Linked DNA regions of Homo sapiens: region 1 is linked to region 2. Evidence: read pairs that join two places in POLR2A ChIA-PET (ENCODE). Cell type or tissue: PC-9. All regions are shown on one strand. Links, peaks and the distances in the headings refer to the core of each region. The heading gives the core; the rest is flanking DNA.

Region 1 (8,454 bases), core at 2,082-7,081, 550 kb before region 2:
ATTTGTATAGCAAGAAAAATTTCAAGACAGTAAAATCACTCCTAAAATAGTTGTGGACATTACAGAGCGAGTTCTCCACTGCAGACCTAACTATATTATTTGCATAAGTCAGACAAGTTTTACTATTGTCTCTGGTAAGACTTAGTGATATAATTAACTGAATTATTTGTTCCAATCTGATCATTTATCATTTTACTTAGTCACGAGTACTTGTTCTACAATAAATTTTGAAGGAAGTGCATTATTTCAACTAACTTTGTGACAGTATTATGACTATGGTGAAATGGAAGGGAAAATAGCCTCAGGGCTTCCACATATAGTATTGACTACACAACCCTAGAGGGCTCCCTTCACATAGCAGATATGAAACCTCTGCATAACTTACAACCGTGTGCAGGGGACTGAACAGCCTTCATCTCTAAAATCTAGGTTCTGGGTCTCACCTTCTAATTGTGTGACCATAGGAAAGTCAGTTGAATCTCTGAATCTTGGTTTAAAATAAAATGGGAATAATCAGTGTTCACAGAATAGATGTGAATGACGTGAGATCACATCGGGGATCAGCAAACCCAAAAGGCTACAGGAGCCAGGTAAGTAAGTTAAATGAGCAAAGTGGATCAGGTCAGAGAGGCAATAGAGACACCATGGAGACTATGACAAACTGTAGGATGCTGGCCCTGTCTACTCAGCTGTAGCTTGTTATGGCCTTGAGGAAATGCTGGCCATAGCTTCTGTTTTTAAGAGAAACCAAACACATCTGTGGTTCTGATGCAGTCCACTGATAAACATGAAAGAGCTTTGCAAGTTAAAAGCCACCTAATAAATTGAAAGGGCATCATTATACGTCTTAAATAAAGCTGTAAGTCAGTCTATGAGGGACTACTGCGGATGTCTATCTTGCTTCCTCTCCTCTGTCCTTCCTATGAGAACTACCAACACCATCATATGGATCCATAATCCAGTCTGGGTCAATCATCTTATTGCACTCACTCAGCCACAGTGATTGACTCAAGGATTGCATGTACCCAACTAGGAAAAAGAAACCTTCCTGGGGATTCTCCCAGCCAGAACTAACACAGGAGCTTTCCTCCTCCAGATATGAGACCATCAGGGTGAATATTCAGAGCTCCCTGTGCTTCACAGTGTATGAAGAAATATCATTTACTCTAGGTGAGAATGAAGACAACAAAGAGTTGTTGATAGTGGATAGAGTTCTGTCATTTTGTGAGTCCCTGATTCAAGAGGCCCCTTCTAAATTCTTGTTATATGATCCAGTAAATTTGGGACAAGGCTAGTTTGAGAGGGGTTTCTATTGCATGCAGGCAAAGGTATCCTAACTAATGCATTCTGCCATCCAATGGCAGAGGATGAGTTTTTATTGATTTTCAACACATCCTGTGACATTTGATTCACAGACAGAGGTTGCAGAGCTCAGAGGTGAGTCTGAGACAGGAGATGGAAATGTGGCAGTGGTATTTCAGGGAAAGCTAACCAAGGCTGTGCAGAATTCTCTCTGCTGGTCTGAATACCACAACCTGAAATATTTTCCAGATTTGAAAGCTCAGATGTGGGCTCTGCTGAGCTTCTGGAAGCAATAAGACTCTAAGAAAGGGATTCATGCTAGGACACACAAGAGATTAAGGACAATACTACAATGAAATTTTATTAATTTACATTAAAAATAGAGCTGATATATAGACTAGAGCACTCCCATTATCATCTTATGTACATTATGTACTTAAGCTACACAGGAAGCCAAAACATAATCAAAAACCACTTGTTCAAGTTGCTTTAGTATAGCATTGCCAAGAGAGTTTGAAATCTGTATGTTCAGCGTACTTGGACCATAGAGGCAAACCAACATAGAAAGCCAGGTCATGAGCACTAGTCACAATAGCAAAGACTTGGAACCAACCCAAATGTCCAACAATGATAGACTGGATTAAGAAAATGTGGCACATATACACCATGGAATACTATGCAGCCATAAAAAAGGATGAGTTTGCATCCTTTGCAGGGGCATGGATGAAGCTGGAAACCATCATTCTCAGCAAACTATCACAAGGACAGAAAACCAAACATCGCATGTTCTCACTCATAAGTGGGAACTGAACAATGAGAACACTTGGATACAGGGCGGGGAACATCACACCCTGGGGCCTGTTGTGGGGGTGGGGGCTGGCGGAGGGATAGCATTAGGAGAAATACCTAATGTAAATGATGAGTTGATGGGTGCAGCAAACCAACATGACACATGTACACCTATGTATCAAACCTGCACATTGTGCACATGTACCCTAGAACTTAAAGTATAATAAAAAAAAAAAAAAAAAAAAGAAAGCCAGGCCATGAGCAGAAGCTTGTTTGACTGGAAAAGGATGGAAAATAAGGCATTAGATAAGTTATTGTTTAATGGCACTGAGCTAAAATAACCTTATGAATTTATTTTACAGGGCTGGGGATGTAGTCTTTGGATTTCGAAATATTTAAAGTTCAGATTGTCAAGCCTTCCTCTCTCCTGAATAGTACTCAAAAGGGCATGGTCAGTATTTGTTTCAGTGATTTTCCTCCCTCTGCCATACTATAGCTGTTCAATTCTTTTCTGCTGGAAATGTTCCTTCTGTGTATCTTATGCACTCAATTGGATGATGAAGTTAGTGGTATGGGGGAGCCAGTTCCCAGTGACTTGCACTAGCTCAGGAGCCCAGGCTGTGTACATCTCTTCCCAATGCTGCTTTCAGTGATGTCACATTGGCAGCTTGACATCAGCTGTGATGGAAATATTGACACCACAGAAATTGGCAAACATTACAAATCAGGGTGCTCTCCCCGCAAACACAGAAAGCTGGTGGTTCAACATTTACCAGCATACCACTGGTTATGAGTGCAATAGGCCCAACACGCTTGTTATTTCTTTCAGGTGTGCATTTCTACTTTGATCCATTATGGACTGATCTAATATTAGACATTTAGAGAAAAATTCTGTGGCCTGATTTCTAAGATCTTACAGGGTCTTTCACTTTGTCTCCAGCCCTTACAATAAAGGGCTCACTTGGGGTAAGGCTCCAGTTCCACAGGATGCTGGTCTAAGACAGGCACCTCCTGACTCTCAATATGGTATTCCCACCATACCTCTTACCAATCAAAACAATTACTTGTGGTCGGGCACGGTGGCTCACACCTGTAATCCCAGCACTGTGGGAGGCCGAGGCGGGCGGATCACGAGGTCAGGAGATCAAGACCATCCTGGCTAACACGGTGAAACCCCATCTCTACTAAAAATACAAAAAATTAGCCGGGCGTGGTTGCCGGTGCCTGTAGTCCCAGCTACTCGGGAGGCTGAGGCAGGAGAATGGCGTGAACCTGGGAGGCGGAGCTTGGGCGACAGAGCGAGACTCCGTCTCAAAAAAAAAATTACTTGCATGTAGAATTGTTCCCAGCTAGTAGGAAGGATTTCATAAAATCATTTACCCTAAGTTGCTAGCATTGACACAATGTGTTAACTTCTTTCAGATTATTTGTATTTTCCTAGTCTACAGGAAGCGTGCCAAGTGGTGAGATTTCTGGCAACCCTTCAGGCTACTGAGGGAGTTAAATAGAAGCCAGGGGCATTACTAACATTTCTTACTCTTAGGTTGGCCACCACCTAATGGCAACCCTGCTAATTAATTCTCTAAGTCTGGGGAGAAGAAATGCTGATGATAATAATAAAAATAACGATGTTTTCAGGATGTATCATTCCCTGTCCTTCCTGATAACATCGCAGGGAATTTCTCTGACTTTTGGTAACCTTCAGATAGGAGAGATAAGTTGAGAGAATGCAATCAGAATCTCTGTGACCCAAATATATGAAAGTACTTGTTGAAAAGCAAGGATTTATTGCCTGCAATTTGAGAAGACCCTAGAGATGGTCCCTCTCTTGTTTTGCAAATATACCAGTGATTACAACCAGAAAATGTACAGTAACTCAGAGGAGGGAAACTCAGGGCTCCTGTGTTCCAGGTGCACTCTCCCCTTTACATAAGCCTGCCACTTCCTCACTTGAGACTTCTATTCCCCTGGAAGTTTCCTTCCAGACGCAGTAAACAGAATACATCTGGATATGCCAAATCAGCAAGAATGCTGGAGAAACACACACTTGGTGCAGCCTAAACAAAGCCCAGAAGCTGCTGTCTGATGTTCTCAGGGACAGATGTCAGTGGCAGGCCTGGGCTGGCCTTGAGTGTGCAGGCTGCCAGGGGCGGTCTAGGCAGCTTCTGCCAGTTCTCAGACTCACCAGGACTGTTCACTGTCTCGCACTTGTTTCTTTTCAGGTTTTACAAGATTCATATGGTGTCTTTCATTTCAGTGCCTATTACTCATTTCAATGATTCAGCCGAGCCAGACAGCAAATGGACATGAGGTGTGTGGAGGAATCTACTGAAAACGGGATTGATTGGGTTTTAAGAAAGTAGGACTCAAGGCTGGATGAGGCAGCATTCTGAGAATCTTAAGTTCCCAAGGCATAATGTTCAACATTTACTGTCAAACCCAATTTCTGGCTAAGCCATTTATGCTTTCTGAATAAGCACTTTAATTTTCATTCACATCTACTCACCTTTAAAAAAATGGAAGTATGCACCAATTTTTAAAGAAATAGGACCAACCTTGGAAACTTATAATTATGAATCTTTATATTTTTATGATAGTTGATAGTTTACAAAGCTAGTTTCACTTGATCTTTACAAAAAACCCTATGGGGTGATATTTTTATTACCCACATTTTATTGATAAGGAATTAAATCTCACAAAGGTTTGAAGACTTTCCCAAAAGTGTCACAGGACAACTAAAACTAGTTAACCCCAAGGCCCTGTATCAGAATGATCACCTGCCTTTCCCCCACCAACCCACACTCACCAGGCACAGTGTCCAAGAGGCTCTGCCTCTTTCTCAATGCCATCTTTGGGTTGCCTCATCCTACCTGCAATGCTTACCTTCAAAGCAGATGCTGACAATGTGTTTGGATTTTGGAGGCTTGATTATGAGATAAAACTGAATAGTGCTGGACACATGTTGAGTTTCAGTTTTCTGACCCTTCTCTTTTGAGACTCCAGGTCCAACCCTCATCTGTACCTTCAGATTCATGGACACCACTGATGAGGTTCTGGCTTGCTTCATTTTCATTCATGACTTTGACTCCCAGACCACACTTTGATCCTGGTTCTTCCAGCGTTGATCTAGAAACATCCTAACCTCTAAGGCACCATCAAACCAATTTTGTCCAAGAAGTGTAAATATCATTGCCCACAATAGATCTAGCAACAATTAACATTTGCTGAGCACTTACCATGTGCCAAGCATGGTAAGTGATGAATGCTTTATGTTCATTAACTCATTTAATGCTCATAGCAACCCTTTGAGATAGGTACTCATAATTGTATAGATGAGAAAGCCGAGGTGAGTAACTTGCTGAAGATCACACAATAAGTGGGGAAGCCAGGATTTGTGCCTACATCATTTTGACTCTAGAGCGTGGGCTCTTAATCATTAGGAAGTACTGGCCTCCAGAAGTCATCTTACATCCACCTCCTCACAATGGATAATTGAGGATGACAAGTGGTTATAAGCACTTTCTTTGTTGAAATTTAAGCTTAAAAATTGATTTGGAGTTAGACATCAATCCATGACCTGGGGGAAAATACCTACAAAGAGAGACAATGGGAAGACTGAGAACCCATTAATGAAAAGCAAGCAGTCCACACTATATGGCTTGTAGTGTAACATTTGGACAAACACGTATTCTGTGGTGAGCTTAGGCAAGATGCTGCCCACACTGGGAAGGCAGCCAAGAATTACTGCCACCTCCACCCAAGAGGATCACCCTACTAAAGGCCACAGAGAGGACCAGCCCCCGTCAGAGACTGCTTGTAATTTCTCTCACTGTGGGAGCTTCCTAATGAATAAACAAACTAATAAAAGTATTTCTATAATTTTCTATGTGATTCAGATTCAGTGAAGCAGTAAGTCTTTGGTGCTTAATTATGCAAGATATCAAAAACACTTATTGTCCCAAATACTTTGCAGAGCAATAACATTAAAAAATAGTTCTAAGTCCTGTTTCACTGATCCAGACCTCTCTGTTTTTTCATGTATGATGCAAACTTTTAAAGAAATGAACAAAAGCCAGTCACTGGAAGCTGCTTGAATTAATGCGGATCAAGAAGAAAATGGCAACAATTCACAGTCCCCAAGCCTCATTTCAACTATTAGGATTCTCCCCTTTTAGATATTTTACAGAACTGCTAACGAGTTGTCAGTAATTACTTTATTGAGCATCTGCAAGGTGCACATCATTGTACATAGCTTGAAAATGTCAAATTGAGTTTTGTCACACCCTCTGTAAAGGCTTCCCTAATTTCCATGGTTTCGTGGTTTTTCTTCCTCTGTTCCAAGGAACATGTTATTAGTACCTTTACTGCAGCACTTACTTGTCCTTCATGTGTTACGATTGTACCATGTGTTCTCTCCACTAGGTTTTGAACTCCTCAAAGATGAAATCCATGCATTGTTCATCTCTGCAACCTTGATGTCCAAATACGTGTTTGACAGATGAACGAATGACTGAATAAATGAAGGATGGTTCACTTTGGTTCCTCCTCCCAACTACCTAGTCTGCATTTAGATCGAAGTGCTGATGCTGAGTGAGAAGACAACATTCAAAAGGCACAATGGAAAAGAGAAGTGTCCAAAGGCATAGCTGATCCACAGACTAGAAAATCAGCTCCATAATGAGGAAGAGGCTAATCCCAAGGCCTCAGAACATAACAGAGCCACAGCAAGATCTTTAAGCCAGAGTTGGGGTTCATAAACCCCAACCTCTACCTCAAAGCCCAGCGTAGCTCATTAGGAACAGGCCAGCAGTCCAGCCACCTGCTGTGGCTTCACGTCCAATGCAGATGGTTCTAGAGACCCACAGGCACAGCCACACTAGTAGCTCAGGGCAGTGGGTCTCAGCCACCTATCCTTACTGATACTTTTTGCTTTATTGTCCCTTTTTAGGTTTCAAAACTGGCCACCCAAGAATAAATAGACACTAAACAATTGGATGTGAAAAAGAAAGACATTCCCCAATGGTTCTCAAGAAGCCGTTTGGATGCTGTGCTCCTTACATGGTGCTAAGGGGCTCAAGCTGCCGTGGATGCCCTTTTCGGACCTTTCAGTATGCAAATATGTGCTAGGAGGGAATTAAGTTTCCATGGGATGCAGTAAGCATAATGTTGTACATGGATGGCTAATTGTTTTCATCACACATGCCAAATCCAACTGCTTTGTCAGGGCCTGGAGTCTGTTTGATGAATGAGGAAATCTTGCCATGGTCCAGAGAGGCAACTGAATAATAGCACGAACTTCCCATGTCTGACATCTCAGGTGTGATGGGACATGTGCAAACAACGTTGGCTCCTAATCTGCTCTCAGCTAGCCATGAAACTAAGGGCTAGCCTGTTGCCTCCCAGGGCCTTGGGTTCCTTATCAAATAATAGTTTGGCTGGACTGTCCCTCTGGTCACTTCTAAAATTCCTTTTCTTTATCCAGCAGGATTCTTGACCAATCAGTACCAAGTCAAACCCTCACCCTTCCATTTACCTTCACACTGCTGAAATAAAGGGACATCCAAACTTTATGCTCCCTAAGACAAGAGTTGGTAAAATACTGCTTTAAGTTTCTTAGCTAAGCCTGGTGCACATCTCCCTAGCATGGACCCATGCGGTGCTCATACTCCCTAACCTTGCATCACAAATTGATCAGGATGGCAGCTTGCTGGCTGCTGTTCTACTCTGGGTGTGCCTCCGCTATTTTTCTGCAAAATGTAACTCTTGCTACGCTCATGTTTCTCATCCATCGACCCCATGCAAATGGTTGACATATTGTTCTCTCCTTGTTGGGACCCCGAATTTTTGCATATAACTTTCTGATTGATCCTGGGCGGTAGCCCCAAGATCAGTATTTCATACTTGGCTGTTTCTACCTCTCAGCAATTCTTTAAAACATTCAGAAAAATCCAGGTGATTCCATCCCAATTGTGGGAAGCAAAGTTTGGTCCCTCTTGTTACCATTTTTTAGTGCAAGATTTAAAATGACAAGTGCTTGATCAAAAAAATTTTGAGAATGAGCTCTCACATTTAATTTGTATTAATGGGGGAGTTATGTTTGTAGCCTCAAACACACTGTAAAAATAATTTCCTAAGATATAATTATTCTTAAATATTTTATATATTTTTTTCAGAGATGGCCACAATAACTTTTATCTTTATTTTGTGGCTCTTTTCTATATAGTTGTATCAAAACAACCATTTAGGGACATAAGTCAGAGTATTTTTACTGTGCTGGGTACTTATTTCATGCATTAGAAAAATCTACTATGTTGCAGAATATGAATTTTCATGTTAGCTTAACATATAGATCTTTCAGTTCAA
Region 2 (5,000 bases), core at 1-5,000:
TGGGTTTAGTGATTTACCCAGGGTTACACAGCTGGAGCCAGGACCATCTTACTCCAGAGCTTATGCTTGTAATCAGATTTCTGGGCAGCACTTCAGAAAGATCTCTCTGATGGCTGTGAGGGTGAGGGATCACAGTGAGGAGAGAGCTAGGGCATAAAGAGTGACGGTAGTGGGAGGGGATCCACGAGATGGCCTGCATTAATGCAGTGGGAACAGGGCTGGCAAAAAGAAAATTCACGGATAAAGGATACAGAACTCGTCTTGGTGACAAGTGAATGAGGAGGTTAAGGTGAAGAAGAGGAAGAAAGCAAAATCATTCCTATCTGAGCTACAGAATTTCCAAGGAGAAACAGGAATGGGAAAGACAATGAATTCAGTCTGAATTATATTAGTTTGAGATGCCTGCAGGGTATTCATGCAAATATGTTCTGGAAATGGAGATGAATATGTAATTTGGGAATGAGGGCTAGGCAAAAGCACTATATTTGAGCCATCTCAAAATACAATGAAAAGGTTCTATATGAGGGAACCATGGTGAATAATGGTTCCTTTGTGAGGAAGGAAGGAGGAAAACGTCAAAGGAGACTAAGATAGAACAACCTGAAAGTAGCAGAGAACCGCAGGGATGTGTCCCAGGAGTCAAGGAAGGAAGAGATCAGTTCCAGCCGGTGGGAGAGGTCACAGGTATCAAATGCACTGAAAGCCCTTTAGGATAAGAACAGTAACTGAACTTGACCTTTCTAGAACTACTTCTAAAGCAGCATAACTGGATACCAGACTGCTGAGGTTTCAGGAAGGAAGAACAGAAAAGGTGCTTGGAGCTAGTGTAAATGACTTTCTAAAGTTAGCTAAGGAGAAAAAGAGCTTTTCCTGAAAGTGTACAATGATCAAGAAAGGGTTTTTGTTTTTGTTTGTTTGTTTTAACCTGAATATTACTATACATTAAAGAGAAGGTGCTTTCAAAAAGAATTGAACATGGAAGATGAGGGGTAAGGATAACTGTTGCAAATGCGGCTAGAGCTTCTAGAGGCAGCAACAGATTCCATCAATAGTTTCTTGAGTATCTAATATGCGCAAAGCACTGAGCTAGTCCTGGGAATCCAAAAACAAGGAGCCCCCTCCCCAGAGCTCAATGTCTAGGATGGGGCTCAGACCATTCGTGTGGTGCCTGTGATGACCTGAGACAGGGAGGGGATTCTGGGAGGAATGCTTTGGGGCTCCCTTGAGACTTGATGGCTGAGCTGAGTATGCAAGGGTGTCTAGTGTTCGTCTGGCTGTGAAGGGGTATCCAGGAAAAAGAAGCAACGTGTGAAAATGCACAGGGGAGAAACTGAGTCATGGAATCACAAGAGGCAATTACATCAGAGCCAGGGAAGGGAGCAGGGGAATGGGAAGAGATGAGGCTTTAAAGGCAGGAATTGGCCACATCATAAGGAGATTTGGAAACTCTGCTAAAGGGCTTACAGGTGGTCCTAAGGCAATAAGGAGACATGGAAATGTATTAGCGTTGCGAGCAGTGTGATCAGATATGCTTTAAAGGGAGATTACTCAGACTACAGGAAGAAGGAAACAGGAGATAGGATGAGGGTCAACAGGAGACTGGGAGGGTGGGGATGAAGGAGAGAGACAAGTCAGAGAATCAGGTCGGAGGCAGACTCAGCCTCCAATCTGGGGGACCTCTGAGACTTGGAATAAGGAGACTTCTCTGAGGTAAAAGAAAAGGAGATAGAGATGCATGAAGAAAAGTCCTACCTGCTTGTAGTAATCCACATAGGTGATCTCGGTGCCATCCCGCTTCTGAAAGGTGTGTGTGGGCTTCACTGACCAGTCAATGTCATCAATGGAGTAGGTTCTGTTATTGTATCTGCCAAATATAAAAAGTCTTTAAATTGTTTTTTAATCATCTAACATAAGCAGCTACTTCACCACACTTTTAATTCAACACATAAGATAGACTCCAGAATGTCAGAAATTATGAAAACAATAAAACAAGAATATTCACTTTTTAAAAAATACTCAGCTCTTATCTGAAAAGGGCATTCCTTAATAATTTCCTATACAGGAAGACTTCTGTCCACATTCCAACAAAACCTGTGGGAAAGTCCTTAGACCACAGTCTAGTTTTCTCACTGATAGATACTCTAACTTCAGGTAAATCATTCTTAAATGTTCAGAGGCTGAAGCATTGCTCAAAACTTTCCCATTATCTTCTGGTGTCACTCAAGAGTTTCTGACCTCCCAGGTAGTTTTTCTGATTTAAAAAAGCACCAAAAGAAGGCCAATCAACCCACAATGCTGGCATCTTGCTTAACCTACCCGCTAGGGCTGGCCCTTGGCAAAACTACAAAACAGGTTAGCTAAGATTACTCTAAGCTCCTTCTCCCCTTCAGCACTGTGTAGCCTGGACTGTCCTCTCAGGATGACCTAGCCTAGGGGCAGAAACTACCACAGCAGGTTTCTCTAGAGCTTTTGATTCTTTCCAAGATGACTTTGAAATGTGATAAGCTAATCCATCAAGATCATGACAGGAGGATAAGAGGGTAGCCTTCTCATACCGAGTAGTGTGGAATCCAGCCAGTCCCACCCCTCTGCTATATATCCCAGAAAAACAAGTTTAAGTGGAAATTCTAAGCCAGAATAGAAAGCTAACAAGTCCCCTAAAAGAAGTATTTTTGCAGCCATAAAAAGGAACAGGATCATGTCCTTTGCAGGGACATGGATGGAGCTGGAAGCCATTATCCTCAGCAAACCAGGGCAGGAACAGAAAACCAAACACCGCATGTTCTCACTTATAAGTGGGAGCTGAACAATGAGAACACATGGACACGAGGAGGGGAAAAACACACGCTGGGGCCTCTCAGGTGATAGGGTCGGGGGGAGGGAGAGCATTCTGAAAAATAGCTAATGCATGCTGGATTTAATACCTAGGTGATGGTTGATAGCTGCAGCAAACCACCATGGCACACTTTTACCTACTTAACAAACCTGCACATCCTGCACATATATCCCAAAACTTAAAATAAAAAATTTTTAAAAAGTGTTCTTGGACTAGCAGCAGTATATGTGAGCTTTTTAGTACTCAGGAAGTCATCTAAATTTTCCGTGTTTAACTCAGCTCAATGTGCAATGAGGGCAAATTTTATATACATAAACCTAGAGGTTGCAAAGAAGTAAAATGTGGTCTCAACTTAAAAGACTCCTGAATCTAATAAAGAAGGTGAGACATGGAACTAACCTTCTGTCCTGTAAAATGAAATAAGATGGCCACAACAAGGTAGCCATAAGCAAAGTGCTATGGGCGCCGCCCAGGGGAAGAAACTGAATAATTCCAACTAAGTAGGCAAATGGAGGTGTCAGAAAAGCCAGGACATTAGAATTGAGCTTTGTGAAAACTGAAGTTTAAAAGGCAGAATTTGGGGAAGGGAATCCAGGCAACTGAAGTGAACTGAATTGAACTGAACTGAAGCATGCAAAGTGCAGACCGCTGGGGGTTAGAATAGAGAGTGGCATTAGGGGAAAGGAGGGTACCGCAAGCGAGAATTTGGAGCTTGTGGACAGTCCAGAATGCCACACAAGGACATGTGAACTCCAGACAGCAAAACAACCAGGTCTTCTAAACAGATGAGTAAATGGATTAGATCTGTGATATTGGGCCAATACTCCAACACTATTCCTATTCCCAAATACCATCAATGATTGATTTCTGAAGAAAAGTTTATTTAGACGCAGGCTTGTACCTTGTAAGGACAATGAGCCCTATTAGCTGCTTCTCACACGTCTGGGTGAAACAGGACAAGCCAGTTCTTTGACAGAGAGCAGTCATGAATTCCAGAACCGTCTCATTCCGGAGGACTTTGTAACTCACATCAGCACTAAACAGGAGCTTCCTTTCAAAATATGACACAGAAATGGCAAACCCAGGCCAAAGGGATAATCTTTAAAAACAAAAAAGAAAAAAAGGAATATTGTCAATGTTATACCGGAAACACAATAAAGATTTTTAAATGGTGATTTTCTGTTCTAATTCTCGAGATCTTAACAAGATAATTTTTTTCTTTAGTCTGATTTCTTCCAGTTGTTGACTGAAAACTTTTTTTCAGCTGCAGTGTCTTTAAGCATACATTTAGGATAAAATACCTTACTGTAAAGCAGTTTCTCAGCTTTGGCACCACTGACATTTTGAACTGGATAATTCTTTGTTAGGGACCGTCCTGTGTACTGTAGGATGTTTAGCAGCATTTCCCTGGCCTCTACCCACTAGACGCCAGTAGCAGCCTCCCAGCTGTGACAACCAGAAACGTCTCCAGACAATACAAAATGTTCCCTGAAGAGGGGGGGGAAATGTCCCTGCCTGAAAACCGTAACTATAGGAATAATACATTTATGGAGTGATCTGTCCCCGCAGGAAAACATCTAGGTTCAGAAAAGCACCCCAATTCAAAGGTGAGGGCAGTGGATAGATTTAATGACGAGATTAAAAAATACAAAAGTGATACCACAAACAGATATACAAGAGAAACCGGAACACAGCCTACAGTTTCTTCCCACATAAACTTAAAAATCTTGAATAAGAAGTTACAGAAATGGCATGAAATAATAGACTACTATTTTAAAAAATAATTCCAGTTTATATTTTGTGGACTATTAAGTAGACACTGTGATACTAAGCCAGCCTCCGGGACAGGCATATGTGCTGAGCACCTAGGGCAGTTTAGTACAATCAGCACCTATGAGATTTTCTAATCCGGGTGGACAGATTAGTGACAAGGACGAATTGGGTGCTTTATAGAGAGCACGCTGACACTCTGAATGAACATATGGAAACTCCGTCATTTTTCCTCCACCAAGCAGAAGGCCAAACACCCTACTCCCATTTTCTATCTTTTATGCACTTCTCCCTTTATGAATCTACGTTTGGGCTACCAGTTGCCTCTCTGTCTATAGTTTGACCACAGTATTTTTGAGAGCTAAGTAACAACCAGTTCAAGACATAGCTGACC

Evidence for each region. ChIA-PET counts read pairs that join two places held together with the same protein. Peaks named below come from ENCODE experiments on the same cell type or tissue, not always from the same donor. Only the 100,000 strongest peaks of a DNase experiment are listed, where the experiment ranks them.
Region 1: POLR2A ChIA-PET joins it to region 2 with 6 read pairs; 1 of 35 experiments calls an interaction of 5 or more read pairs at or near these places.

Annotation. Positions count from the first base shown.
Region 1 is chr11:95,130,482-95,138,935 of GRCh38, reverse strand. It overlaps ENDOD1 (endonuclease domain containing 1), which reads right to left. Exons shown (of 2, transcript NM_015036.3): 2 at 6,291-8,454. Among named protein-coding and RNA genes, the nearest start is that of LNCRNA-IUR, 16 kb to the left of the region's middle. In PC-9, for the core only: no CTCF peak of the experiment used is centred there; DNase peaks (open chromatin) are centred at 4,335 and 5,765; H3K27ac peaks cover 1,284 bases.
Region 2 is chr11:94,585,985-94,590,984 of GRCh38, reverse strand. It overlaps PIWIL4 (piwi like RNA-mediated gene silencing 4), which reads right to left. Exons shown (of 20, transcript NM_152431.3): 7 at 3,738-3,935; 8 at 1,753-1,864. All of the region lies in intron 4 of PIWIL4-AS1 (PIWIL4 antisense RNA 1), which reads left to right. Among named protein-coding and RNA genes, the nearest start is that of PIWIL4, 21 kb to the right of the region's middle. In PC-9, for the core only: no CTCF peak of the experiment used is centred there; DNase peaks (open chromatin) are centred at 2,424 and 3,804; H3K27ac peaks cover 1,841 bases.